2 separate regions of the Homo sapiens genome follow, and region 2 is linked to region 1. A link is a loop called in an ENCODE intact Hi-C map of the cell type or tissue named here. Cell type or tissue: testis. All regions are shown on one strand. Each heading gives the region's core, and the rest is flanking DNA. Links, peaks and the distances in the headings are about the cores only.

Region 1 (15,432 bases), core at 3,996-6,495:
CCCAGCTGAAGCAGGACAACACGATTTTAATAAATTAGAGAATATTCACCAGGTGACTGCTCATGCAAGACAACAATCTCTGCAACAGTTTTGTAATTAATGACATCACAAAACGAATAGGCTGAATCTTACAACAGCCCTCGGTCTATAATCTAACATCATACCAATGTACAATTCCTGAAAAGATTTTCAAGAGGCCTTGCAGTTGCTTAGGCAACAGGCATTGCAGAACTACCTACTACCATTACCTGTGTTCCAGCAGAAGAAGCCCTTGCCTCCAGGCAAACCCAATTCAGCATCTGGAAATCCCAGGATATGTAGGGAAGTAGGATGTACAAGTGCTAGAATGGGAAGAACACTCCCCTAGTTTAAGGGATTTGGGATTCTCAAGCTGACTGCATGGCCAACATGGATCACATGCTCATTCCAGGCAAGCCAAGCAGATAGTGAGGTTATGGGATTGCCCCTGTCTGAAACTGTGCCATTTGTGCATTTGTGCTCAGGTATCTCTTTTCAGAATATGTGGGTAAAGTGTGACTTTACCATAACCATGGACTGAAGATAAATAGTGTTGTGATCCAGACCACCTGAGAAATTTACGTCTCTACACAGTGACTATAATCACAGTAAGCATATGTTCTTCTCACCCATGTGGAAGCGACCTAGAATCCAAAGAGACTGCTCTGATGCTTGTTCTGTATGACGGTGTGGTATCAGCTGGGCACCATTTTTGTCAATGTACCAATGCTCACTATAGATACAGATGGCATTTGTTTGCTGTTATCTAGCAGTTACAGTAGAGTATAAAAAAAGAAATCTCAATGCTCATGCCCATCATATTGGTCCAATTGTTCTGAAACCTTGCAGGATGCAAACACAAGGAAGGAGGGCAGAGACAGAGCAGACCTCATTCCTGAGCGTGTATGTAGAAGTGAGTGGATCATGGAAGACTTCGTGTAATAGGTAGAATTTTAACCGATGACTACAATTAACCCAGCATTACTATTGTAATTATACCCTAGTAAATTTTGCCAGTCACCTAAATTTTTGTATTGGGCAAGGAGAGATAAATAGAATCTGGACAGATGGAAATTGGACGAGAGATAATTTACAGTGGCACCGTTAATAAAAGCATAGAGTTTTTTGGGGAATGGTGAATAATTCATACATGTGTTTTATTCCTTGTGTCACCCCATGTATTTGGTCATGGTGGCAAGATCCATCTTAAATAGAATCACAAGACTGGAGTACTCGGAATAATGAGCATTAACTTTTGTGGCCTTGAAGTGATAGGGGTTGGTGTTCGTTTTGTGATATTCACAGGGGTGAGCTCTATATTAATGTAAAGTCCAGAGAGGGCCAGGCAGGGCAGCCCAACAGGACAAATCACAAAGGCAATGCCCTGCTCTCCTTACCCTCCTCACGGTGATATGTCTAGCCCTCCAGGGTCAGAAGGCATCGATTAAAAAAAAACAAGAAAAAGTCTGGGGTTTAAGGGAGAAGAGAAAAGCAATGGAATGCAGCCCCTTCTCTGGAAATCCAACATTGTAACTGTCACATAAAAATTCAGACCCAAACTCTGCATAGCTTTGATATGGATGCCCAAAAATTTCTATTAAAATTATGTGTCACCTAGCACCTCTTTGTAACGTAATATCTGTAGTGACTTGACATTGAGTTTAATACTCCTGTTTTAACATCCTGGTACACATGTGAGAGAATAATACATATTAACCGCAGACATTCTGAAGAAAATTGTTATTCCCACTCCAGGTGTGCAGGCACACTTGCCTTCTTATCAAAGACATGTACAATTATTGCTGAGAGTAGAGATGCATGATTCAGACTTAAGTTGTGTCTGTAAAAGTGTATGTATTCATTTTAAGAGTTATTGGAAACAAATATGATAAAAATTTAATATGTGCTTAATTTTGTGGAAGGTGTCTGTTAGTGCTTACTATGTTATCTTCTAGCCTATGTGCCTGGTTTACAAACTTCCTTCCAGCAAACCCCATGTCTTCATTCTTGGTGACTTCAATATCCATGGAGGTAAGTCCATAGAACGAACAGGTCTTTGTTTTTTAAGTTTTCGTTGTAAATTAATTGTAGACTATGAAGAAGTTATGAAAACAGTACAAAGAGTTCCTGTATGCCCATCACCCAATCTACAGCAATATTTACATGTTAAATAAATGTATTATCAAAACCAGGAAATTGACATTGATACCATCTAATTATCTACACTACAAAACTTATCAAATTTCACCAAATATCTATGGTACCATCTTACCAAATTTTACCACTGTTTGCATGCACTCATTTTTGGAGTGAGATATTCCTCTATGTTTCATTCCATAACATTTTGTCACAGGTGTAGATTCATAACCACAATCGCATTACATACAGAAGTGTTTCTTCACCACAAAGATTTCCCTTGGGCTCCTCCTACTGTCATACCCACAGTATGTTTCTTCCCAAATTCCTCTAGTGATTGATCTATTCTTCATCTCTATAATTTCATCATTTCAAAAGTGTTATATAAATGGAATCATATAGTATCTAATCTTTTGACTTTGGCTTTTTTCATTCAGCATAATGTCCTCAGGATCCACCCAACTTTTTGCAGGTATCCATAGCTTATTGCTGACTTTTTTTTATACTACTGAGTAGTGTTCCATTGTATGGATGTACTATGCTTTGTTTCACTATTCACAAGTGGAAAGACATTGCTGTTTTTTCTAACGTGGCATTTATAAATAAAGCAGCTATACACGTATGTGTACAGACTTTTTTATTTTACTTTAAGTTCTGGGATACATGTGTATAATCTGCAGGTTTCTAACATAGGTATACATCTGCCATGGTGGTTTGCTGCAACTATCAACCCATCATCTAGGTTTTTAGCCCCACGTGCATTAGGTATTTGTCATAATGCTCTCCCTCCCCTTCCTGCCCACCTCCTGACAGGCCCCTGTGTGTAATGTTCCCCTCCCTGTGTTCAACGGTTCTCATTTTTCTACTCCCAATTATGATTGAGAACATATGTTGTTTGGTTTTCTATTCTTGTGTTAGTTTGCTGAGAATTATGGCCTCCAGCTTCATCCATGTCCCTGCTAAGGACACGAACTCATTCTTTTTTATGACTGCATAGTATTCCATAGTGTATATGTACTACATTTTCTTCATCCAGTCTATCATTGATGGGCATTTGGGTTGGTTCCAACCTAACCCACTATTGTAAATAGTGCTGCAATAAACATACGTATGCAAGTGTCTTTATATTAGAATGATTTATAATCCTTTGGATGTATACCCAGTAATCGGATTGCTGGGTCAAATGGTATCTCTGGTTCTACATCCTTGAGAAATCTCCTCACTGTCTTCCACAATGGTTGAACTAATTTACACACCTACCAACAGTGTGAAAGCGTTCCTATTTCTCCACAGCCTCAGCAGTATCTCTTGTTTCCTAATTTAAATTACCATTCTGACTGACACGAGATGGTGTCCCACTGTGGTTTTGATTTGCATTTCTCTAATGACCAGTGATGATGAGCTTGTTTTCATACATTTGTTGGCTGCATAAATGTCTTCTTTTGAGAAGTGTCTGTTCATATCCTTCGCCCACTTTTTGATGGGGTTGATTGTTTTCCTCTTTTAAGTGCTTCTAACTTCCTTGTAAATTCTGGATATTAGACCTTTGTCAAATGATGAGATTGCAAAAATTTTCTACCATTCTTTAGGTTGCCTGTTCACTCCGATGATAGTTTCTTTTGCTGTGCAGAAGCTCTTTAGTTTAATTAGATCCCATTTGTCAATTTTGGCTTTTGTTGCAATTGCTCTTGGCATTTTCATCATGAAGTCATTGCCCATGCCTATGTCCTGAATGGTATTGCCTAGATTTTCTTCTAGGGTTTTTATGGTTTTGGCCTTTACATTTAAGTGTTTAATCCATCTTCAGTTAATTTTTGTATATGGTGTAAGGAAGGGGTCCAGTTTCTGTTTTCTGCATATAGCTAGCCAGTTATCCCAGCACCACTTATTAAATAGGGAATCCTTTCACCATTGCTTATTTTTGTCAGGTTTGTCGAAGATCAGATGGTTGTAGATGTGTGGTGTTATTTCTGAGGTCTCTGTTCTGTTCCACTGGTCTATATATATCTGTTTTGGTAACAGTACCATCCTGTTTTGGTTACTGTAGCCTTGTGATATAGTTTGAAGTCAGGTAGCATGATGCCTCCAGCTTTGTTCCTTTTGCTTAGGATTGTCTTGGCTATACGGGCTCTTTTTTGGTTTTAAAATTTAAAGTAGTTTTTTCTAATTCTGTGTAGAAAGTCAAGGGTAGCTTGATGGGAATAGCACTGAAACTATAAATTACTTTGGGTAGTATGGCCATTTTCACGATACTGATTCTTCATACCCATGAGAATGGAATTTTTTTCCATTTGTTTGTGTCCTCTCTTACTTCCTTGAGCAGTGGTTTGTGGTTCTCCTTGAAGAGGTCTTTCACAACCCTTGTACATTGTATTCCTAGGCCTTTTATTCTCTTTGTAGCAATTGTGAGTGGGAGTTTACTCATGACTTGGCTCTCTGCTTGTCTATTATTGGTGTATAGAAATGCTTGTGATTTTTACAAATTGATTTTGTATCCTGAGACTGCTGAAGTTGCTTACCAGCTTAAGGAGTTTGGGGCTGAGACGATGGGGTTTTCTAAATATAGAATCATGTCATCTGCAAACAGAGACAATTTGACTTCCTCTCTTCCTATTTGAATACCCTTCATTTGTTTTTCTTGCCTGATTTCCCTGGCCAGAACTTCCAATGCTATGTTGAATATGAGCGGTGAGACAGGGTATTTTTGTCTTGTTTCCGGTTTTTAAAGGAAGTGCTTCCAGTTTTTGCCCATTCAGTATCATATTGGCTATGTGTTTGTCATAAATACTTCTTATTAATTTGAGTATATTCCATCAATACCTAGTTGATTGAGAGTTTTTAACATGAAGGGATGTTGAATTTTATCAAAGGCCTTTTCTGCATCTATCGAGATAATCACGTGGTGTTTGTTATCGGTTCTGTTTATGTGATGGAGTACACTTGTTGATTTGTGTATGTTGAACCAGTCTTGCATCACAGGGATGAAGCCGACTTGGTCATGATGGATAAGTTTTTTGACGTGCTGCTGGATTCGGTTTGCCATTACTTTATTGAGGATTTTTGCACTGATGTTCCTCAAGGATATTGGCCTGCAATTTTTTTTGTTGTTGTTGTGTCTCTGCCAGGTTTTGGTATCAGGATGAGGCTGGCCTTATAAAATGAATTAGGGAGGAGTCCCTCATTTTCTATTGTTTGGAATAGTTTCAGAAGGAAGAGTACCAGCTCCTTTTGTACCTCTGGTAGAATTTGTCTGTCAATCTATCGGGTCTTGGGCTTTTGTTCATTGGTATGCTATTAATTACTGCCTCAATTTCCAAACTTGTTATTGGTCTATTCAGGCATTCAACTTCTTCCTGGTTTAGTCTTGGGAGGGTGTATGTGTCCAAGAATTTTTCCATTTCTTCTAGATTTTCTAGTTTATTTGCTTTGAGGTGTTTATAGTATTCTGTGATGGTAGTTTGTATTTCTGTGGGATCAGTGGTGATATCCCCTCTATCATTTTATTGTGTCTATTTGATTCTTCTCTCTTTTTTTCTTTACTAGTCTAGCTAGTGGTCTATCTATCTTGTTAATGTTTTCAAAAAAACAGTATGGCTATGGCTAGCTCCTAGATTCACTGATTTTTTGGAAGGGTTTTTGGTGTCTCTATCTCCTTCAGTTCTGCTCTGATCTTAGTTATTTCTTGTCTTCCATTAGCTTTTGAATTTGCTTGCTTTTGCTTCTGTAGTTTTTTTAATTGTGATGTTAGGGTGTTGATTTCAAGCCTTTTCAGCGTTCTGATGTGGACATTTGGTGCTATTAATTTCCCTCTTAACAGTGCTTTAGCTGTGTCCCAGAGATTCTGGTACATTGTCTCTTTGTTCTTATCAGTTTCAAAGAACTTCTTTATTAGCTGTGTCCCAGATACTGGTATGTTGTCTCTTTGTTCTCATTAGTTTCAAAGAACTTCTTTATTTGTGCCTTCATTTTTTTATTTACCCAGTAGTCATTCAGGAGTAGCTTGTTCAACTTCCATGTAGTTGTGTGGTTTTGAGTGAGTTTCTTAATCCTGAGTTCTCATTTGAATGCACTGTGGTCAGAGAGATTGTTTCTTATAATTTCCAATATTTTGCATTTGCTGAGAAGTGTTTTACTTCCAATTATGTGGTCAATTTTAGAAGAAGTGCTACGTGGCACTGAGAAGAATGTGTATTCTCTAATTTGGAGTGGAGAGTTCTTTTGATGTCTATTAGGTTCACTTGGTCCAGAGCTCAGTTCAAGTCCTGAATATCCTTGTTAATTTTCTGTCTTGTTGATCTATCTGACAGTGGGGTGTAAAAGTCTCCTGCTATTATTATGCTGGAGTCTAAGTCTATTTGTAGGTCTGTAACAACTTGTTTTATGAATATGTGTGCTCCTGTATTGGGTGCAAATATATTTAGGATAGTTAGCTCTTCTTGTTGCATTGATCCCTTTACCACTATGTAATGCCCTCCTTTGCTTTTTTTTCTGTGTTGGTTTATAGCCTGTTTTATTAGAGAGTAGGATTGCAACCACTGGTTTTTTTTGTTTTGTTTTTGTTTTGTTTTTTCTTTGCTTTCCATTTGCTTGGTAAATATTGCTCCATCCCTTTATTTTGAGCCCAAGTGCCTTTGCACGTGAGGTGGGTCTCCTGAATACAGCACACCTACGGGTCTGGACCCTTTACCTAATTTGCCCATCCTTGTCTTTTAATTGGGGGCATTTAGCCCATTTACATTTAAGGTTAATATTGTTATGTGTGAATTTGATCCTGTCCTTATGATGCTAGCTGGTTATTTTGCACATTAGTTGACTCAGTTTCTTCATAGTGTCATTGGTCTTTATATTTTGGTGTGTTTTTGTAGAGGCTGGTACTGGTTTTTTGTTTCCATATTTAGTGCTTCCTTTAGGAGCTCTTGTAAGGCAGGCCTGGGGGTGACAAAATCCCTCAGCATTTGCCTGTCAGGAAAGGATTTTATTTCTCCTTTGTTTGTTGAGCTTAGTTTGGCTGGATATGAAACTCTGGGTTGAAAATACTTTTTTTTTTTTGACTGTTGAATATTGGCCCCCATTCTCTTCTGACTTGTAGGGTTTCTATAGAGAGATCTACTGTTATTCTGATGAGCTTCTCTTTTTAGATAGCCTAACGTTTCTCTCTGGCTGCTCTTAATATTTTTTACTTCAACTTAACTTTGAAGAATCTGACAATTCTGTGTCTTAGGGTTGCTCTTCTTGAGGGGTATCTTAGTGGTGTTCTCTCTATTTCCTAAATTTGAATGTTGGCCTGTCCTGCTAGGATGGTGAAGTTCTCCTGGATAATATCCTGAAGTGTATTTTCGAACTTGGTTCCATTCTCCCCATCACTTTCAGTTGCACCAATCAATTGTAGGTTTGGTCTTTTCACATAGTCCCATATTTCTTGGAAGTTTTGTTCATTCCTTTTCATTCTTTTTTCTCTAATCTAGTCTTCATGCCTTATTTCAGTAAGTTGATCTCCAACCTCTGATATTCTTTCTTCTGCTTGATTGATTCAGCTATTGATACTTGTGTATACTTCACAAAGTCCTTGTGCTGTGTTTTTCAGCTCCATCAGGTCACTTATGTTCCTCTCTGTACTGGTTATTCTAGTTAGCAGTTCCTGTAACCTTTTATCAAGGTTCTTAGCTTTCTTGCATTGGGTTAGAATATGCTCCTTTAGCTCAGAGGAGTTTGTTATTACCCATCTTTTGAAGCCTACTTCTGTCAATTCATCAGTCTCATTCTCCATGCAGTTTTGTGTCTTTGCTGGAGAGGAGCTTCTAACATTTGGAGGAGAAAAGGCATTCTGGTTTTTGGAATTTTCAATATTTTTGCACTGCTTATTCTTCATATTTCTGGATTTATCTACATTTGATCTTTTAGGCCGATAACCTTTGGGTGGGGTTTTTGTGTGGGGGTCTTTTTAGTTGATGTTGATGTTATTGCTTTCTGTTTGCTAGTTGGTCTTCTAACAGTCAGGCCTCTCTTCTGCAGGTCGGCTGCAGTTTGCTGGAGGTCCAATCCAGACCCTGTTCACCTGGGTATCACCAGTGGAGGCTGCAGAACAGCAAAAGATGGCTGCCTGATCCTTTCTCTGGAAGCTTCATTCCAGAGGGGCACTGGCCTGATGCCAACTAGAGCTCTCCTGTATGAGGTGTCTGTCCACCCCTGTTAGGAGGTCTCTCCCAGTTGGGAGGCACGGGGGTCAGGGACCCACTTGAGGAGGCAATCTGTCCCTTAGCAGAGCTGGTGCACTGTGCTGGGAGAACCCCCCTTGTCAGGATCAGCTGCTATCTTCAGAGGCAGCAGGCAGGAAAGATTAAATCTGCTGCGGTTGCGCCCACAGCCTCCCCTTCCCCCACGTGCTCCATCCCAGGGAGATAGGAATTTTATCTGTAAACCCCTGACTGCGCCTGCTGTCTGTCCTTCAGAGATGTCCTGCCCAGTGAGGAGGAATCTAGAGAAGTAGTCTGGCCATAGCTGCTTAGCCGCGCTGTGGTGAATTCCGCCCAGTCCAAACCTCCCAGCCTTCTTAGCACTGTCAGGGGAAAACCGCCTACTAAAGCCTCAGGAATGGCGGATACCCCTCTCTCCACAAAGCTCAATCGCCCCAGGTCGACTTCAGACTGCTGCGCCGGCAGTGAGAATTTCAAGCCAGTGGTTCTTTGCTTGCTGGGCTCTGTGGGAGTGGGACCCATTGAGGCAGGGGACCACTTGTCTCCCTGGCTTCAGCCCCCTTTCCAGGGGAGTGAACGGATCTGTCTCACTGGAGTTCCAGGCACCACTGGGGTATGAAAAAAACTCCTGCATCTAGGTCGGTCTCTGCCCAAACAGCTGCCCAATATTGTGCTTGAAACCCAGAGCCCTGGTGGTGTAGGCACACGAGGGAATCTCCTGATCTGCGGATCGCAAAAACCATTTCAAAAGCGTAGTACTGGGCTGGTAGCAGGGTTCCTCACAGCTTCCCTTGATTGGGGGACAGGTGTCCCCTGGCTCCTTGTACTTCGCAGATGAAGCGATGCCCCACCCTGCTTCTCCTTGCTCTCCGTGGGTTGTACACACTGCCTAACCAGTCTCAATGAGATGAACTGGGTACCTGAGTTGGAAATGCAGAAATCACCAGTCTTCTGCGTTGGTCCCGCTGGGAGCTGCAGACCAGAACTGTTTTTATTTGGCCATCTTGGCCCCCCTCCTGTACAGATTTTTAAGTGAACACAGTTTCCCAGTTTCTAGGATACATTTTCCAGGTTCTAGGATACGCTGGATTGCTGGATTATATGAAAATGCAAGAAGATTTCCCAGAGTAGCTCTACTATTTTACTTTCTCATTGGCAGTGTATGAGACCTCCAATTCCTTCAAATCTCAGCCAATATTTGAAACTATCAGTATTTTATATTTTAGCCATATTGAGAGGGTAGAGTGGTATCTCGTGACTTTTATTTGTTGTCCTAAACATTAGTGATGTTGAGCATCTTTTTATGTGTTTATTTGTCATGCATATATGTCCTTGCTGAAGTATCAGTTCGTCTTTTACCCTGCTTGAATCCAGCTCTCCACTAACTCCATGCCTGTTCCCATAGAACTGAGGGTGGCTGCAGCACAACACACAACCATGCCCAGCGGTTTCACTGTACATTTATAACCTTGAACCTGAAAGGTCCATTTATATCTCCTGAACACTCACGTGACATTTCCATAATTGCCTCTCACTCTCCAAAGGAAAATCTTCACGACATTTTCTCTCTCCTGAAACCGCCTACTCTTCATTTTTTTTTAAATCACTGTCAGGTGATGCTCCTCTGAGAATTACTCAATCTCCCCAGAGGGAACCTACCTCCCCATGTGCCTCTGAGCGCATCTCTCTGCATTTTCTCTCATGCCAGGAAATGGGCTCTGCAAATTCCTGTTTGAAACCACCCTTTCAATTTGTGCAGTTTCCCCTTTTCCCTCCCGAGAAACATTTTATAGCATTATTACTTCTCTCTCCTGCATCTTCAATGTTTCCTTCTCTCATGGATCCTTCCATTGCAATTGAAACACACTATCCTATTCTTGGCCTAAAATACCAACCAAGCCCCCATTCCTCTCCATCCACAGCCTGATTTCTCTACAATCCTTTAGAAAAATATACATGTATATATATCTTCCAAAGAGTTTTCTGTACTCATTATCTTCATATTCTCACCCTTCCTCATATCTTCTCATGTGTCTATCTCTGTCTCTTAGCTAGATCATTATATTTATTTTTTTGCTTGATAATTTATTTGTGACATAGTAATAAAGTCAGAACTTTCAAAAATAATCTTTAAATACATGCACTGCAAACTGTCATTCCCATTTTAGATCCTCAGGCATCCTTGCCTTGTTAACAAAGACATATCATATTATACTTATTAATAATTTTGCATTAATTTGCAAATATTTAGTGATAAAGCAACTATATAGCTTCGTCATACAATATATACATTGGTCTGCATTCTTTTTTAAAAATCTAACAAATTCTGGAGGGCCTTTTATATTAGGTTTGTTGCTCTTTCTGTGTAGCTATAGAGTATTCTACTGCACAGATAGACCATAATTTATACAGTATTGATGGCCATTTTGGCTGTTACCAGTCTTTTACTGTAAATAACACTGCATTTATTAACTTAGTACATAGATCTTTTGGCCATGCACAAATACATCTCCAAGATAAATTCCTAGATGAGTAATTACAGAGAAAAAAGAATGATACTTTATACATGCTTACATAAGTTGAAAATTGCCTTCACTGTAAGTTCTAAGCAACTGCATCCTCAGCAGAAATGGGTGAGGGTGCCTGATCCCACGCCATCCCCATGTTGTATGCTATAAAACTTAATGGTTTTTTAGATTTTGGTAAGTAAAATATAACTCTGTAATTTTAATTGGCATGTCTTTTATTAAGAGTTGCATTTCTCCTCTTTCCATATGTTTAGGAGCCATTTTTATTTTCTAGAAGTTGTGAATCGTAACTTAAGGTTATTTTCTTATTAGCTTTTTGAATTTTGAATTATTAATATCATTTTAGAAAAATTTGTATCAGTAGAGAAAATTTATACTTTGGCTATAATATACATTACGAAATATCTCCCAGTTTATTTATTTTATTTATTAATTAATTTTTTGAGACGGAGTCTCCGTCACCCAGGCTGGAGTGCAGAGGTGCATTCTTGGCTCACTGCAACTTTTCTCTACTGGGTTCAATAGATTCTCTTACTCATCCTATCCAGTAGTTGGGATTACAGGCCTGTGCCACCACACCCAACTACTTTTTGTATTTTCAGTAGAGACTAGCTGATCTCATACTCGTGACCTCAGGTAATCTGCCTGCCTCAGCCTCCCAAAGTGCTGGGATTACAGGAGTGAGCCATCATGGCTAGCCACAGTTTATTTATATTTTGATTATGATGGTTCATGTCACGCTAAAAATAGCTTTTTCTTTTTTTTTTCTTTTTCTTTTCTTTCCCTTTTTTTTTTTTTTTTTTTTTTTTTTTCTTTTTGGCAAGGTCTGGCTCTATCACCCAGGCTGGAATGCAGTGCTGTGATGTTGGTTCACTGTAACCTCCGCAGCCTGGGCTCAAGCCGTCTTCCCACCACAATGTCCCGAGTAACTGGGACTACAGACATGCACCACCACACCTGGCTAATTTTTGTATTTTTTGTAGAGACAGGTTTTCACCATGTTGCCCAGGATGGTCTCAAACTCGTGAGCTCAAGTTATCCACTCACCTTGGCCTCCCAAAGTGCTGGAATTATATTAGTGGACCATCACAGCTGGTGTTCTTTTTGTCTTTATTAATATATATGAGTGGGCAATCACAGCTGGCATTCTTTTTGTCTTTACTAATATTTTCTTTAATATCTTCTGTTTTCTATTCTATAATTGAAAGTCATTTCCCACTTCGATTTGAAAACTATTTTGCTATGGCTCCTCCAGGTAATTGTATTTTCATTATAAAATTTTAAGTAGTGTATTTGGATTTATCCTCAAATCATATGTAAAGTATGCTTCCACCTTTACTTATTTCACACAGAAACTCAGTTGTCCCAATCCCATTCATTCAATAGTGCCTGTTTTACACACTACTTTGATATACAAACTTTATCATATATAGGAATATGTTGAAGATATTGGAAGTCTGCTTAAAACACTACAATAAAGCAAATATTACAATAAAGTGAATCACATGAATTTTTGGTGTACCAGTACATGTAAAAGTTATGCTTACACTATACTGTAGTCTATTGAGTTGCAGTGGCCTTATGTCTAAAGCAATATACATGTATTACTTAAGAAATATTTTTACTAGGAAATGGTAACCATCATCAGAACCTTTATCAAGCCAAACATTTTCCTGCTGGAAGGTCTTGCCTGATATTGATGGCTGTTGAGGTGGCTGCTGAAGGCAAGACAGGCTGTCCTTACACCTTATACAAAAATTAATTCAAGATGGATTAAAGACTTAAATGTTAGACCTAAAACCATAAAAACCCTAGAAGAAAACCTAGGCAATACCATTCAGGACATAGGTATGGGCAAGGACTTCATTCATGTCTAAAACACCAAAGCAATGGCAACAAAAGTCAAAATTGACAAATGGGATCTAATTAAACTAAAAGAGCTTCTGCACAGCAACTACCATCAGAGTGAACAGGCAACCTACAGAATGGGAGAAAATTTTCACAACCTACTCATCTGACAAAGGGCTAATATCCAGAATCTACAATGAACTCAAACAAATTTACAAGAAAAAAACAAACAACCCCATCAAAAAGTGGGCGAAGGACATGAACAGACACTTCTCAAAAGAAGACATTTATGCAGCCAAAAAACACATGAAAAAATGCTCACCATCACTGGCCATCAGAGAAATGAAAATCAAAACCACAATGAGATACCATCTCACACCAGTTTGAATGGCGATCATTAAAAAGTCAGGAAACAACAGGTGCTGGAGAGGATGTGGAGAAATAGGAACACTTTTACACTGTTGGTGGGACTGTAAACTAGTTCAACCATTGTGGAAGTCAGTGTGGCAATTCCTCAGCGATCTAGAACTAGAAATACCATTTGACCCAGCCATCCCATTACTGGGTATATACCCAAAGGACTATAAATCATGCTGCTATAAAGACACATGCGCACGTATGTTTATTGCGGCACTATTCACAATAGCAAAGATTTGGAACGAACCCAAATGTCCAACAATGATAGAATGGATTAAGAAAATGTGGCACATATACACCATGGAATACTATGCAGCCATAAAAAATGTTGAGTTCATGTCCTTTTTAGGGACATGGATGAAATTGGAAATCATCATTCTCAGTAAACTATCGCAAGGACAAAAAACCAAACACCGCATGTTCTCACTCATAGGTGGGAATTGAACAATGAGAACACATGGACACAGGAAGGGGAACATCACACTCTGGGGACTGTTGTGGGGTGGGGGGAGAGGGGAGGGATAGCATTAGGAGATATACCTAATGTTAAATGACAAGTTAATGGGTGCAGCACACCAGCATGGCACATGTATACATATGTAACTAACCTGCACATAGTGCACATGTACCCTAAAACTTAAAGTATAATAATAATAAAATAAAATAAAATAAACAAGAAAAAAAACAAGACAACAGTAAAGTTTGCCACGTTGATTGACTCATCCTTTTATGAAAGATTTTAATGTAGCATGGAATGCTATTTGATAGCATTTTATACACAGTAGAACTTCTTTTAAAATGAAAGTCAATTCTCTCAAACCTTGCCACTGTTTTTATCAAGGAAGTTGAACAAGATGGAGTGTGATGGGAGAGGCTTATATGTACTGGATATGAGACAGAGGCCAAGAATCATCTCAGGGTTTGTGTCTTCAATACCTCTGGCCGCTCATTTGTCCATAGTCCTTATACAGGAAATAACAAGGCAATCCTGCATCTTCATAAGTCTGGATTGCTCACCAGCTTTGACTCCAGCTCCTGTAGGCATCTCCTGAATTAAGCAACACAGAAGGGTTCTCTGAAGTCACTGAATCCCAGAAAGGCCCTCCAGCTTTAGCACAAGGGAAGTCTTCACCACTGGACAAAAGAGAAGAATAAGTACCAAGAACTGTCTTCTTCCACAGTCAGTTATGGTTTTTGCTATAAGATCGTTTCTGTGTTTCCACCTAGGTGCTACAGGCAGGGGATCATGAGCTTGTTTCAGGAAAAGACAGGAGACATGATGTTTCCTTCTGGAAACTGAGTGCTGCCAACTCAGAGTGTGTTGACCTTCAACTGGGATCCCCACTTCTGATTTATCTCCCCATATCACCTCCTTTATTCCAATCACTGAATCTGTCCTCATGGAGAGAATGCTGTCTCTCACATTCATTTAAGGAGTTAGAGGACATGCAGGCATTGCTTCGCAGAGTTGAACTGCTGTAGAAGCAAGTTTTGTTGTTTTACTTACTTTTCTAAATTATTCATCCTTGCCTGTCTGTAAAGGTTCATGGAAGAAACAGGAGGTCCCAACTGAAATGACTGAGGAGTGTTTCATGAGGGAAGTATTTACAAAGATGTGCAGTGTTAAGGGATAGCGACAATGCATGGATGAGCACCCTAAGCAGCAATACCTAAGGGAGCACTACTTCCTCCCTTAGGCTGAAAGGGAGAGGGAAGGAGCAGTTACCATTGACACCATAGCCATAGCTGTAGCCATAAGGGTGGGAGAGCATGAGCAGGCAGGTAGAGAAGCCTTGCACGACCAACACACAGCCACACAGGCTGATATGCTTTGGATCTGTGTCCCCACCCAAATCTCATGTTGATTGTAATTCCCGGTGTTGGAAGGAGGGCCTGGTGGGTGGTGATTAGATGGTGGGGATGGTTTCTCATGAATGGCTTAACACCATCCCCCTTTGGTATTGCTGTAGTGATAGCGAGTGAGTTCTCATGAAATCTAGTTATTTAAAAGCGTGTAGCACGTCCTCCCTCTCTCTCTTACTCTTGCTCTCACCGTGTGAGATGCCTCACTCCCCCTTTGCCTTTCACCAGGATTGGAAGCTTCCTGAAGCCTCCCCAGAAGCAGAAGCTGCTATGCTTCCTGTATAGCCTTCAGAGCCATGAGCCAATTAAACCTGTTTTCTTCACAAATCTCCCGGTCTCAGGTATTTCTTTATAGCAATTTGAGAATGAACTAATACACAGGCAGAGAGCCAGGAGGTGGAAATCCCAAAGTGCTCTCCTGCTGTCTT
Region 2 (15,432 bases), core at 8,411-10,910, 60 kb after region 1:
AAAAAAAAGTAAACTATGGCAAGTGGTGGCCTCTGGAGAATAGGATTCAAGGACACTTTGACCTTGAATTCACTTCTCTGCCATTTGTAAAGAAAATATACACCTGAATGCATTATTACCTTGATAAAGAAAACACCAGCTGCTAAAATACCACCACTTTGATAAAGAAAACACCCCTCTCTGCACTGAAACACTGTGCATAATGACCACGTCTCCCTTTGCTTCTTTCTATTGGATCATTCCGGTGCAGCACAAACAGGCTATCCCATCCCCTGGCTTAAATCACCACCTTAGTCCACATTCTCCTCCATCCATGCATCCATGACCTGGTTTCTCTTATTTCCTTTACAGAAAATCTCTTCAGAAGAGTTTTCTATACTCATTTTCTTAAGTTTCTCACCACCAATTAACTTTCTCTTTCTGTCATATCTTTTCAAATTTTTACCTTTCTTTTAGCTACATCATTAAATTTATTTTTTGTGTTTGAAAATTTATTTTGAAAATAGTACACTCACACATATCAAACAAATTCTTTTCCTGCATATATTGAAAGTTGACATCCTATTCCAGATCCTCAAAATTCCATGCACTCTCCTCAAAGACAAATATATTGAAGAAGTTTTCTGAATATCTGAAATAGTTTCTAATTAAAATAACTTAAATGAAGGGAAGTCATATGAAATAAGACTAGAAAATTTTAATATTTATACTAAATAAAAATAAACAACAAATATCATGAAGTAGAGAAAGATATTCTATGTGTGCTACTTACATCTTATAAGAAAAGTAAGTTGATCCACTTGATAATACTAATAAATGCAAAACACAAATATAAGCTGACTATTCACAGCTAATAATCATCATCAAATAAGAATGGAAAGTGTAGCAAGTAGTGGCTTTTCGAGAAAGAGACTCGGGAGACTTTCACTTTTTATGCACTTCTCTGTTGTTGGAATGAAAGTATACATATGAATGCAATAACCACTGTGATTTAAAAATATATGAAAGAAAAAAGTCAATTGTGGTCAGGCCATGGTGAGCCTTGGATGACATTCTGATATACCTTTTTCTTCATTTATAAAGCCCCACAATACACTCTCACATTGCTTGACATTGAACCTAGGCTCACAGTGGACATTTAAAGGTCCACAACAACAATTGATTACAGGGAGGTGGGCCATATGGGATGGGATGGGAGAGGCTGGCAGTCCAGACTGCAGGAGTTCCAAATGGAGTCAAGCAGACCTTTCTACTGATCCATTTACCCATAATGAGTTGGGATTGCTTGCAGATGAAATTAAAATCAATGGCAAAAGTAAAGACAAAGTTTTTGTCTGTGCTAGAAAGGATAAAGGATCAAGCAGATGGAAAATACATCTTAGTCACTGGGATCACGCCCACTCCTCTAGGAGAAGGGAAGAGCACAGTTATGACTGGGCTGTGCAGGCTCTGACCATGCATCTGCATGTCACCTCTTTTGCCTGTATGAGGCAACCTTCCCAAGGACCGACTTTTGGAGTGGAAAGAAGGAGTCATGGGTAGTGGATATGCCCTGGTCATCCCATGGAAGAGTTCAACCTTCACTTGACTGGAGATATCCATGCCATCACAGTTGCCAATAATTCACCAGCTGCTGTCATCGACCCAAGGATTCTGCATGAAAATGCACAGACAAGGCTCTGTATAATCAGCTGATTCATTTAATGAATGGTGTCACAGAATTTTCAGAAATTCTCTGATTACTTGACTAAAAAAAAACTGGGAATAAATAAGACAGATCCAAGCACACTGACAGAAGAGGAAATGAGTAAATTTGCCTGCCTCGACGCCGACCCTTCCACCATCGCATGGCAGAGAGTATTGAATAAAAATGACCGATTTCTACAAAAAAAATAGATGTTGGCATGGATACAGTGATCTACACTGCCGGTGGGAATGTAAACAAGTACAACTACTATGGAAAACACTGTGGAGATTCCTTAAAGAACTAAAAGTAGAACTACCATTTGATCTGGCAATCCCACTACTGGGTATCTACCCAGAGGAAAAGAGGTCATTTTACAAAAAAGATACTTGCACACACATGTTTATAGCAGCACAATTCACAATTGCAAAAATGTGGAACCAACCAAAAGCCCATCAATCAACAAGTGGGTAAAGAAACTAATATATATATGATGGAATACTACTCGGCCATAAAAAGGAATGAATTAATGGCATTCTCAGCAACCTGGATGAGATTGGAGACTATTATTCAAAGTGAAGTAACTCAGGAATGGAAAACCAAACATCATACGTTCTCACTGATATGTGGAAACTAAGCTATGAGGATGCAAAGGCATAAGAATGACACAATGGACTTTGGGGACTCAGGGAGAAAGGGTGGGAAGGGGATGAGGGATAAAAGACTACAAATTGGGTGCAGAGTATACTGCTCGGGTGATGGGTGCACCAAAATCTCACAGATTTGATTTCATTGCATCTTTCATCAAAACTGTCAAAGCACCAGTCACCCCCAAATCATCAGTGCCACAGGCTGCCCCGTTTTGTCACAGATCACCACTAAAGAACTTACTCATGTAACCAAACACCACTTGTTCCCCAATAACCTATGGAAATAAAAAAATTTAATTAAAAAAATACAAACAACTGATTTCTACAAAAAATAACCATCAGGCAGGCAAACACAGAGAAAGGCTCCTCTTGGCAAACGCTGTTTGATATCGTGGTGGCCAGCGAGATCATGGTGGTGCTGGCCCTTATGAACAGCCTCTCAGACATGAAGACATGGCTGGGAAGGATGGTGGTGGCCATCTGATGCAGACCCTGGAATGGACACCTGTATTCATGCACGTGGGCCCTTTTGCTAACATCACCCATGGCAATTCTTCAGTGTTGGCTGACAAAATTGCCCTGAAACTGGTTGGTGAAGAAGGATTTGTAGTGACTGAAGCTGGCTTTGGTGCTGACATTGAAATGGAGAAATTTTTCAACAAGTGTCAAGCTTCCAGCTTGGTGCCCAGTGTGGTTGTGTTGGTGGCAACGGTGCAAGCTCTGAAGATGCACAGTGGCGGGCCAAGTGTAACTGCTGGTGTTCCTCTGAAGAAAGAACATAAAGAAAAGAACATCCAGTTGGTGGCAGATGGCTGCCGTAACCTCTAGCAGCAAATTCAGATTGCTCAGCTCTTTGGGGTTCCCATTATGGTGACTCTGAAGGTCTTCAAGATCCACACCGGTGCTGAGATTGACTTGGTGTGTGAGCTCACAAAACGGGCTGGTGCCTTTGATGCAGTCCCTTGCTATCACTGGTCAGTTGGTAGAAAACGGTTGCGGACTTGGCTTGGGCTTTGAGAGAAGCTGCAAGTAAAAGAAGTTGATTCCATTTCCCGTATGATGTTCAGCTTCCAATTGTGGAAAAGATAAGAACCATGGCCCTGGCTGTCTATGGAGCCAACGATATCCAGCTCTCTCCTGAGGCACAAACCAAAATAGATTGTTAACACTCAACAGGGTTTCAGAAATTTGCCCATCTGCATGGCAAGGACCCACCTTTCTCTGTCTCACCAACCTGCCAAAAAATTGTGCCAAGGGACTTCATTGTACCTCTCAGTGATGTCAAGGCCAGCATAGGTGCTGGGTTCATTGGCCCTTTGGTTAGAACAATGAGCATCGTGCCAGGACTGCCACTTGGCCCTGCTTTCATGACATAGACCTTGATATGGAAACAGAACAAATTAAAGCCTTGTTCTAAGTGAACAAGGCTTTCATAGGAATTGATTCAGGTTCCTGAAACAGACTCCTCCTTGCCTTTTTGCTGCAGTTAGAGAAGAAACTGAATTTTAAAAATGTCCTTTATGCAATGTTGGAGAAATGGTGAAATAGGTCAAGGATTTCTTCCTCATTGAAGGTGTATCCTATTCACAACAGAGTATAGTGTTCAGCAAAAGGACCTCCACCAAGTCTGAAAAAAAATAATTTACTTAAGTTTCAATAGAGTTTACATTATTTCTACTGCTTACACTTTAGAATGTTAATTTTATGGGACTAAGGGATTAAAAGAGTGTGAACTACAAGGTAACATTTTCCACTCTTGAGTTTTCTTTTTTTTTTTCCTTTTTTTTAAATTATACTTTAAGTTTTAGGGTACATGTGCACAATGTGCAGGTTAGTTACATATGTATACATGCGCCACGTTGGTGTGCTGCACCCAGTAACTCACCATTTAACAGTAGGTATATCTCCGAACGCTATCCCACCCCCCTTCCCCCACCCCACAACAGTCCCCAGAGTGTGATGTTCCCCTTCCTGTGCCCATGTGTTCTCATTGTTCAATTCCCACCTATGAGTGAGAACATGCTGTGTTTGGTTTTTGGTCCTTGCAATCGTTTGCTGAGAATGATGGTTTCCAGCTTCATCCATGTCCCTACAAAGGACATGAACTCATCATTTTTTATGGCTGCATAGTATTCCATGGTGTACATGTGCCACATTTTCTTAATCCATTCTATTATTGTTGGACATTTGGGTTGGTTCCAAGTCTTTGCTATTGTGAATAGTGCTACAATAAACGTACGTGTGCATGTGTCTTTATAGCAGCATGATTTATAATCCTTTGGGTATATACCCAGTAATGGGATGGCTGGGTCAAATGGTATTTCTAGTTCTAGATCCCTGAGGAATCGCCACACTGACTTCCACAATGGTTGAACTAGTTTACAGTCCCACCAACAGTGTAAAAGTGTTCCTATTTCTCCACATCCTCTCCAGCACCTGTTGTTTCCTGACTTTTTAATGATCGCCATTCTAACTGGTGTGAGATGGTATCTCATTGTGGTTTTGATTTGCATTTCTCTGATGGCCAGTGATGATGAGCATTTTTTCATGTGTCTTTTGGCTGCATAAATGTCTTCTTTTGAGAAGTGTCTGTTCATATCCTTCACCTCCTTTTTGACGGGGTTGTTTTTTTCTTGTAAATTTGTTGGAGTTCATTGTAGATTCTGGATATTAGCCCTTTGTCAGATGAGTAGATTGCAAAAATTTTCTCCCATTCTGTAGGTTGCCTGCTCACTCTGATGGTAGTCTCTTTTGCTGTGCAGAAGCTCTTTAGTTTAATTAGAACCCATTTGTCAATTTTGGCTTTTGTTGCCATTGCTTTTGGTGTTTTAGACATGAAGTCCTTGCCCATGCCTATGTCCTGAATGGTATTGCCTAGGTTTTCTTCTAGGGTTTTTATGGTTTTAGGTCTAACATTTAAGTCTTTAATCCATCTTGAATTAATTTTTGTGTAAGGTGTAAGGAAGGGATTCAGTTTCAGCTTTCTACATATGGCTAGCCAGTTTTCCCAGCACCATTTATTTAAAAGGGAATCATTTCCCCATTTCTTGTTTTTGTCATGTTTGTCAAAGATCAGACAGTTGTAGATATGTGGCATTATTTCTGAGGGCTCTGCTCTGTTCCATTGGTCTATATCTCTGTTTTGGTAGTAGTACCATGCTGTTTTGGTTACTGTAGCCTTGTAGTATACTTTAAAGTCAGGTAGCGTGATGCCTCCAGCTTTGTTCTTTTGGCTTAGGATTGACTTGGCAATGCAGGCTCTTTTTTGGTTCCACATGAACTTTAAACTCTTGAGTTTTCTACTTTGTCTTTGAACAGAAAATAATCATGGACTTAGAAAACCAAACCCACACACAGAGTGGGATCAAGCCATTGCAAGCCCTGAAAGACCCTATGATCTACTTTAGTTTTTAGTTATAAAGCCTCACAAAACAAGCTCACGTTGCTTGACATTGATACCTAGGCCCATAATAAATTGTAAAAGTTCAAAACAGCAATTACTTACAGGAAGTTGAATGAGATGGGATATGATGAGAGAGGCAGATATGTATTAATAATGGGACAGAGGCCAAGAAACATCTCAGTTAGGGATCGTGGCTCAAACAGCTCTGGCTTCTGATTTGCCTGCAATCCTCATACAGGAAATCACATGCTGTCTGTATCTTCATAAACCTGGGTTGGTTGCCAGTTCTCATTCCAGCTCTTGTAGGCATCTCCTAAATGACACAACACAGAATAGTGCTCTGAAGTCACGGAATCCCAGAAAGGCTCTACCCCTTTAGCAAGGGGCAGCTCTTTATCTTTGGACTTGAAGAAGGAGGAAAGGTAAGGGTATGTACCAAGAACTCTCTTCTTTCCACAGCAAGTTATTGTTTCTGCTATAAGTTCACAAACCTGTGTTTCCACCTTGGGGTTCTGCATACAGAAGTTCATAAGTTTCCTTCAAGAAAAGGCAGGAGACATGAAGCTTCCTTCTAGAAACTGAGTGCTGGCAGCCCAGACTGCGGGAGTTTCAAATGGGGTCAGCAGAGCTTTCTCCCTCTGATCCATCTCTCCATATCACCCCCTTTATTCCAACTATTCAATCTGCTTTCATGGAGATAATGATGCTTTTTAAATTCATTTAAGGAGCAAGGGGATATGCAGGCATTCCTTCCTACAGCTGAGCTGTGGTTAAGGGGTCTTATTATTTTACTTACTTTTCAAAGTTATTCTTCTTTGCCTATCTGGAAAGGTCTAAGGAAGAAACAGATGGTCCAAAATGAAATAAATGAGGAGTGTTTCATGAGGGGACTATGTACAAAGATGGACAGGGTTAAGGGGAAAAGACAATGCCTAGGGAAGCACCCTAAATGGCAATGGTGTAGCACTACTTCCTCCCCTAAGCTTAAAGGGACAGGGAAGGAGCAGTTACCATTGAGAGCACAGCCATAGCCATAGCTGTAGCTGTAGGGTTGGGAGAGGATGAGCAGGCAGGTGGAGAAGCCCTGCATCACCAACACACAGTCACAAAGGCAGAGGCCCAGGAGGTGAAAATTCCAAATCACTCCCCTCCTGCCTTCCAGTCTCCTACCAGTGTCTCTCAGTGTCTCAGTTCAACCAGAAACCAAAAGGAAAAGAATATCACTGATGAGGTACAGAGAAGCCACCCTCTTGGGATGTCAAACAGGGTAGAGAAGATTGGGAAGCAAATCCTCAAGGCAAATGAAACTATCCCACTCACCTTTTTATATCTTCCTCCTACCTCCTGGGGTTTTCTCTCTCTAAATCTCATTGAATCATGTCTCATTTAATCTCTATCAGAGTTTTTTTTATGTTTGGAAATTCTTTCTCTATTGTCGATTTTATGGAGAAATACCTGCATTTATCAAAAATGCCTAGGAAGTGAAATGTAATTTTAAAAAGAGAAAACATATTCCTTTTTGTTAGAATGTAAGTTTGGCTGCTCTAAAAGAAACACGAAGTAGGAATATCTTAAACAAGAAAGTACAGTTGTCCCTCCATGTCAGTTGGTTCTGAATCCCTAGATTCAACAAACCACAGGTAGAATATATTCCAAAAAAAGGAGGACAGGAGTAGCTCTATAGGTACTGAACAGGTACAGACTTTTCTTTCTTGTCATTATTTCCTAAACAATACCATATAACAATTATTTACATAGCACTTACATTTTAATAGGTATTATAAGTGATCTAGAAATAATTTAAAGTATAAAGGAGAAAGTTCATAAGTTATATTCAAATACTACATCATTTTCTATAAGGAAATTGAGCATGGGCAGATTTTGGTGTGTGCAGGGGTTCTAGAACCAATCCCCTGTGGATACTCAGGAGTGACTGTATTTAAGACCTGAGCTGGAGGCTCCAAGGCATCAGACATTAGGACTCCAAAAATTGCTGCTCCCTAATGTCTAGAGAGTTGCCCTCATTCTTGTGGTCCTACTGCCTGCCAACCACCTCAGCATTCCAGCCTGATGGAGAAGGAAGAGGGGAAGGGAAGGCTGTGCTCCTTCTATTGATCCCATGAGCCAGGACTTGCTTACATCACATCTTCTTACTTCCCATTGACCAGAACCTGGTCATACAATGTCATCCAGCATCCAGGAAAACTGGAATGTGTGTCCTTGTGCTGCTTTTAAATGCTCAGAATTGTTGTTTGACTGAAAAGGAAAATGGATATGGGGCAATGGAGTAGGCTCTAAAGCTCCTGATTATCTCAGATTCTATGCTCACATCAAGATTTTTCAGGAGGTCCTCAAAAATAATGATTGATGAAGCAGAAAACAGTAGAGAAGTCTCATGCAGGGCTCCATGGACCAGGAGCTTATACTGGATCTGCTCTTCATAGTGTGATCTCAGGAAGATCCTTTGATTCTTTAAGCCTCAGCAGCTTCTTGTGTCATAGGAGGATATTACAATAGATGGTCTTTGAGGAACACAGGCTAAATGCTGGCAATACTACAGTGAACCAGAACAGGCATAGCTTAGTTTTTATGGAGCTTCAGGTTTTGTAAGGAAGACAAATATATCATATCCTAAAAATAAGCGGACAAACTCTTAATCTTAAGTGTCCTCAATGTGGTTAACAGAGGTTCTGGTTTTCCGTTAATTTCCTTTTCAGGACAACGAAGGCTGTGGCAGCTTGTATCTCTAAGAGAGCTCAGGATGGATGCATCCACTCCTGATGCTCCTTTGTACTCCCAGAGGAGGGTGTGTCTTCTTTCCACCTGGAGGCCTCCAGCCCCTGTGCATCCTTGGCATTCCAGAACAAAGGCAGCCTTTGTGATGCAGAAAGGAGCTCCTCAATTTGTTCCTAATTGGTTTTCACTCAACTCTATTTGGTTCCCTATTTGATTTGCTTCTCATTCTCTATCTGGAGTTTGTTTAGGTTAGCTTTTTTTTTTTCAGTCCAAACTTTTGACTGCCAACTTGGGTTAAATTTGAGAGTCATTCCTCTGCCTTCCCCCTCTATCATGTATAATAGACATAGAGTGGTGCTGGGTCCAAAGGGCTGGTGAAAAGGGTAGACCTTGAGGCAGCTCTGCTGGGTCCAAATCCGCACTGTGTAAGACCAGGGACAAATAACTCACTCTTTTTGTGCTCTAATTGCATTCTCTGCCATATAGGAATAATACTAACTCTTACCTCCTAGGCTCTTGAGAGCATTAAGACAATCCCTAATAAACTCTCAATCAGCTGCTGTTTTTCAGCCAGATATGAGCTAGTCCTGTTTCACCAGTTGAAATCTACATGAACATCTCTTTTTTCATTCCAAGCGCTGAACTCCTATTTCCTCTCATGGACTCCTCTCATACAAATGTTTGCATCAACAGAGAAAGTCTACCAAAGATCTCCTGTGAGACAGAATCAAGTTGTTTTGCACTGTGTACACCCAGCAGAACACTTAGGAGTCCTCCAAAGATATTGCTACATTTCAATTACCTCTTTCAGCGGCACTCAGACCTCACCCACGCTTACTCTTTCTTTTTCTATATTGCTGAGCAGTTCAGCTCAGACCACACCCTACCCCAACACTGTGTACAAAAGAGATTCTAGGGGCTCAGCAAAGCCACACTGAGTCCTCATTTCAAAGGCACATCAGTAGTCAACTTCAGGTATTTGGGCACATATCAGTAATGCCTTTTAACACAGACGGAACAAATAAAATTCTGATGAATGAAATTTTTACATCTCATTATATGTGGGTGTTCCAACACCTTTAATTGTGTTTTTATTTTTATTTTCCTTTTAATCCAAAGCTATCACTACCATTAGGCTCTTCATTCATGCATTTATTCACTGAATGAATATTTACACAAAACACAGTGTGTTCCACATGGAGCTAGGCACTGGGGATATAAAAGTGCTCCTCTCTGTAATGACGGACACACACTGAGCCATTCCTAGCTCACCAGGCCCAGTCATCATCACACTTGTCCTAGCAAGACGTCACATTTTCCTCATGTAAATAATGCCTAACCTTCATTTTCATCCATGATGACCACTTTTATCATGAAGGTGTCCACCTCTTTATCCAAACTCCTACACTCGAGAGAAAATTTCTGACCAGGACCGAGTAATGCTTGGATCCACAGCCCTGGCCAGTTGAGTGGGGATGTTTTCATCATAATGTTATTCCCATGTCAGTAGAGAAATTGTGTTGCAATAGAGAGAGCCCAGGCTTTAGAGTCACCAAGAACTGGATTTGAAACTGGAGTTCAGCACTCCTCACCTTTTGACAGGTGGCTTATTCTCTGCAAGCCTGTTTCTCTCCTCTGTAAAATGGGGACAATAATTCTCATATAATAGAATGTATGTGAAATCAGAGATCACACAGCTGCTGATCACATCTTTTTTGTGTTCCCAGGGGCACCAGACTAGGGTTTCTGTGCATGGATCCAACCATCCCAGCCTTGGGTACAGAACTGACATCAATCAATAGGACCGAGGAGACCCATCTTCAACATTGTGGCATGGAGATCATGATCCTCATGTTGCTGCTCCTCATCGTTGACCTGGTCCAGCTGGCAGGAAATGCAGTCATTTCCTCTGGCTCCTGGGATTCCGCCTGCACAGGAACACCTTCTCCCTCTACACCCTCAACCTGGCCGGGGCCGACTTCTTCCTCTGCTCCCAGATTTTAGAAATTGTGAATTTCTACCATGACTTCTTCCTTTCCATCTCCACCTATTTCACCACTGTGATGACCTTTCTCTACTTTACAGGCCTGAGCATGCTGGGCTCCATCAGCACCAAGCACTGCCTGTCCATCCTGTGGCCCATCTAGTACCGCTGCCACCACCCCACACACCTGTCAGCAGTCGTGTGTCCTGCTCTGGGCCCTGTCCCTGCTGCAGAGCATCCTGGAATGGATGTTCTGTGGCTTCCTGTCTAGTGGTGCTGATTCTGTTTGGTGTGAAACATCAGATTTCATCACAGTCACATGGCTGATTTTTTTATGTGTGGTTCTCTGCGGGTCCAGCCCGGTCCTGCTGGTCAGGATCCTTTGTGGATCCCGGAAGATGCCCTTGACCAGGCTGTACATGACCATCCTGCTCAGAGTGCTGGTCTTCCTCCTCTGTGACCTGCCCTTTGGCATTCAGTGATTCCTATTTTTCTGGATCCACGTGGATTTGTCACGTTCGTCTAGTTTCCATTTTCCTGTCCACTCTTAACAGCAGTGCCAACCCCATTATTTACTTCTTCATGGGCTCCTTTAGGCAGCTTCAAAACAGGAAGACTCTCTAGCTGGTTCTCCAGAGGGCTCTGCAGGACACGCCTGAGGTGGAAGAAGGCAGATGGCGGCTTTCTGAGGAAACCCTGGAGCTGTCATGAAGCAGATTGGGGCCATGAGGAAGAGCCTCTGCCCTGTCAGTCAGACGGCACTTTGAGAGAAACACTGCCCTGCCACCTTGACAATTATATGTGTTTTTCTCATCTTTCTGCCTCAGAAATGCCTGTGATTCCCTCAATATCTTCAAATAGTTTTATTTTTAATCTCACATTTCTAGTTTTACTCAGAGAAATCATTAATTTGAAAGTACACTGTTTAGATCCTTCTTCCTATTACCAACAAATTTCCCCTGTTATCTTCCATTAAATTTTTCTTACTGAAAACTTTCACGTTCAACTTTTATGGGAATGGAAAGAATTCCTGTCTAAAACTGGAAAACCTTTTTTTTATAACTATTTCCTACCGGACAGTATCCAAGGGAAAATTCCTTATCTTTCTCTCGGACTATGTTCACCTAAAAACCATGTTCCCTTCTATGATTAGGGGTATTGCTGCAGGGAGGAAGCTCATTCTGGATAAGTGAGTTCTGCTGCCTCTGAATTTCATTGAATTCTCAGATACAGGGGAAAATAATGTCCTTAGAGACAGATTCTCTGTATTCATAAAAACAGTCTAGGAAATTGGTTTTATGGAAAGTCCTGTGCTGTCATTTGTCCATGGCACAGTGACATGTTGGCCTTGGTTTCAAGTTAAGATAACCACAGCTCCTTCCCCTTCAGAACTAGTAAGTGCTTATTTAGCTTTCCTGGACAAAGGGACGAGTGTAGAGTCTACAAATATGCCCCATGAGTTCTAATTTGGCCATTTGCAACCTCAGTATTGGTTTCAATGTAGAAATTATCTTAAAACCATTTATTATTTGCTGACAGATTCCTTCAATTATACAGGAATTCTGGATACTTCCCATTTTTGTACAAGTTGTTCTGGCTGTAACTTTCAGTTAGTTTCATGGCCAGTCACTATCAGAAGCAAGATTGAAGGTATTTGACATTTCCATGATAATGTCAATTACAGTATCTAGATAATAGCTTAGCATTGCAACATAATTCTGATACATGCTGCAATACAGATGAACCTTGAGAACATTGTGCCAGACACAAAAGAACAATATTGTAAGTTCAAATTTTTCCAGTATCTAATCTAGGAAAATTGATGAACACAAAAAATAGATTAGGAGGAACCTGATGGTGATGGATGGGGAGAATATGAAATCATTATTTAATGAGCACAAAAATTTTTGTTTGGTAACAGTTACATCTCATTGGCAATGTACTTAATGCTACTGAGTTATACACTAAAAAATCGTTAACGTAGTAAAATGTATGTTACATAAATTTTACCACAATTAAAACCATTTCATTATGAAAACTTAGGATCAGTACAAACTCAGGACTCTTCTCTGCCATTGGTTATTCTTTCCACAGGTAACTCAAGCAGACAGAAGAGACCACCAAGAGAAGACGGGACATCACAGTGGGCTCTGTGCTGCTCACAGGCAGTGAGGATGCCCCTCAGATTGACCCTCACAGAAGGGAGCTGACAAATGCAATTTGAGTACTCAGGAGACAGTATAAAGTAGCTATGAAAGTGGTAAAGAAGTCTATTGTTTTCCATTTTTCCAAAAAAAAAAATGCATCAATGGCTCTTATAACACTGTTCAGCATATAGAACTCAGGCCTTCTGAATCCAGATTGATTGCTCTTCCAGGCCGAGCTCTTTGCTGATTCTGTATCCTATATGTGCACGCTTGATTTATAAACACCATAGTAGGACTTGGCTGTATGTGAGGGTTCTTGCAGGTCAGAGGAAGCAGGAAGACAGTGCTTGCAGCCAATGCTCCAGGCATGGGGTTTAGATGTGATGTCATCAGTTCAGAATGGGGGTTACTAGGAGAGTCCACCCTGAGAGTTTGTGGTATCATCAATTGCACAGCTTCAGCTAACAATTTTGTCCATAATGAGGAGCCCTGGAGCGAAATTTCACCTGAAAATTGAACCAAAGACTGTTGGCTCTCTCTGGGCAACTGGTTATTTTGATTTCAGTAATATTCCTTTTCCTATTCACTGTAAGAATACTTTAAGTTCATATAAGATATCATATTATCTTCTAACCTATATGCCAAATTTACAAACTTCTTTCAGGCATACCCCATGTTCTCATTCTTGGTGACTTCAGTATCCATGGAGGTAGTTCATACAATGAACTGACCTTTTGGTTGTTTTTTAACTTTTCATTCTCAATGAATTGTAGACTAACAAGAAGTTACAAAAAAATGGAGAGTTCCTGTATACCCATCAACCAACCTACAGCAGTAATGACATGTTACATAAATGTATTATCAAAACAATGAAATTAATATTGGTACAATACAGTTATCTACAATACAAATCTTATCAGATTTCACCAGTATTTACATGCACTCATTTTTTTAGGAGTGAGATACACCTTTGCGTATAATTCTATAACATTTTGATCCCTCTCTCCACCTCCACAGGAGGAAGGGTCCTCTGTACACTTGGAGGCCTCCTGCACCTGTGAGTTCTCTGGATTCCAGAGCAATGGCTGCCTTTCAGGCAGAAGAGGGCCCTTAGATTCTGCTATCTATTCCTAATTGGCTTCGACCCAGTTCTCTCTTGTTCCTTATTTAATTGGCTTCTTTTCTCTGTTCCTGGAATTTGCTCATGCTTTTTTTTCATGCACAATTTTGACTGTCGTCTCGGATTTAACTGGGAATTACTTTGCTACCCACTCCAATTCATGTGTAAGTGATACACAGTGGTGCTGGGTCCAAAGCACTCGTCAAAAACATGGACCCTGAGGCAGTCTTGCTGGGTTCAAATCCATACTATGTAAGACTAGGAACAAATAACTCATCTGTTTTGTACTCCAATTCCATTCTCTCCAAAATGAGAACAACACTGATTCTTACCTCACAGGCCTCTGAAAGGATTAAAAAACAGTACCCAGTAAAATCTCAATCTGCTGCTGTTATTCACCCGGATGGGAGTTATATCCTCTCTCTAGTGGAAAGCTGTAGGAGTACCTCTCTCTGCATTCCAAGCCCTGCACTTTTTCAACTTCCCCTTATAGACTCCTCTCACAGAAAAGCTTTCATCAGCAAAGAAAACTCTGCTCAAGATCTCCTGGGAGAAGGAATGGAGTAGGTTTATATTATACACACCACAGCACATCACTTAGTAGTCCTTCATAGATTCTCCCATAACTCAAATACCTCTTTTCAGTGGCACTCAGATCTCACCCTCATCCTCTTCCTCCTCTATTTTGCTGTGCTGCCATATTAAAGGTTCCCTGGTAAAATTCTTCATCTCCTTCCATTCCAATTCCATTTTCATTTCCACTGTAAGGATCTTTTCCTGCATCACAGGCCAATATGCCCAGTGCCATTAGCACCAAGTGTTGCCTGTCCATCCTGTGGCCTACCATCTGGTATTACTGCAGCCATGCAGGATCCCTGTCAATGATCATGTGTGCTCTTCTCTGGGCCCTATCCCTGCTGCTGAAATTCCTGGAGGGTTACTACTGTGCTGTATGTGTGCCACATTTTCTTTATCCAATTAACTATGGATAGGCACATTGATTTCATGTCTTTGCTATTGTGAATAGAATTGCAATGAACATACAAGTGCAGGTGTCCTTTTAGTAGAACGATTTATTTTCTTTTGGATATATACCCAGTAGTGAGATTACTGAATCAAATAGTAGTTCTAAGTTATTTGGGAAATCTCCGAACTGCTTTCCACAGTGGTTGAACTAATTTACATATCCTCCAACGACTTATAAGCATTCTCTTTTCTCTGCAGCCTCACCAGCATCTGTTGTTTTTTGCTGGAGGGCAGCAGCATGATCTCGGCTCACTGCAATCTCCGCCTCCCAAGTTCAAGCGATTCTCTACCTCAGCTTCCTGAGTAGCTAGGATTACAGGCACCCGCCACCATGCCCGGCTAATTTTTGTATTTTTAGTAGAGACGGGGTTTCATCATCTTGGCCAGGCTGGTCTTGAACTCCTGATCTCATAATCCACCCACCTCGACCTCCCAAAGTGTTGGGATTACAGGCGTGAGCTACCGCACCCTGCCAGTTTTTTGACTTTTTAATAACAGCCATTCTGACTGGTGTGAGATGGTATCTCATTGTGGGTTTGATTTATAATTCCGATGATTAGTGATGTGGAGCATTGTTTTATACTTTTGTTGGCTGCTTGTACGTCTTCTTATGAGAAGTGTCTGTTCATGTCTTTTGCCCATTTTTTCACACAGCTATTTGGTTTTTGCTTGTTGAATTGCT

What was found. Hi-C counts contacts between places; a loop is a spot of excess contacts. Peaks named below come from ENCODE experiments on the same cell type or tissue, not always from the same donor. Only the 100,000 strongest peaks of a DNase experiment are listed, where the experiment ranks them.
Region 2: a loop joins it to region 1, with 5 times the contacts of the local background. A loop is called at or near these places in 1 of 110 quality-filtered maps.

The regions. Positions count from the first base shown.
Region 1 is chr11:18,914,729-18,930,160 of GRCh38, reverse strand. No RefSeq gene overlaps it. Among named protein-coding and RNA genes, the nearest start is that of MRGPRX1, 17 kb to the left of the region's middle. RefSeq lists an enhancer at 8,150-8,649. In testis, for the core only: no CTCF peak of the experiment used is centred there; no DNase peak of the experiment used is centred there; H3K27ac peaks cover 446 bases.
Region 2 is chr11:18,859,303-18,874,734 of GRCh38, reverse strand. It overlaps the pseudogene MRGPRX7P and the pseudogene LOC645397. Among named protein-coding and RNA genes, the nearest start is that of MRGPRX1, 72 kb to the left of the region's middle. RefSeq lists an enhancer at 8,339-8,889. In testis, for the core only: no CTCF peak of the experiment used is centred there; no DNase peak of the experiment used is centred there.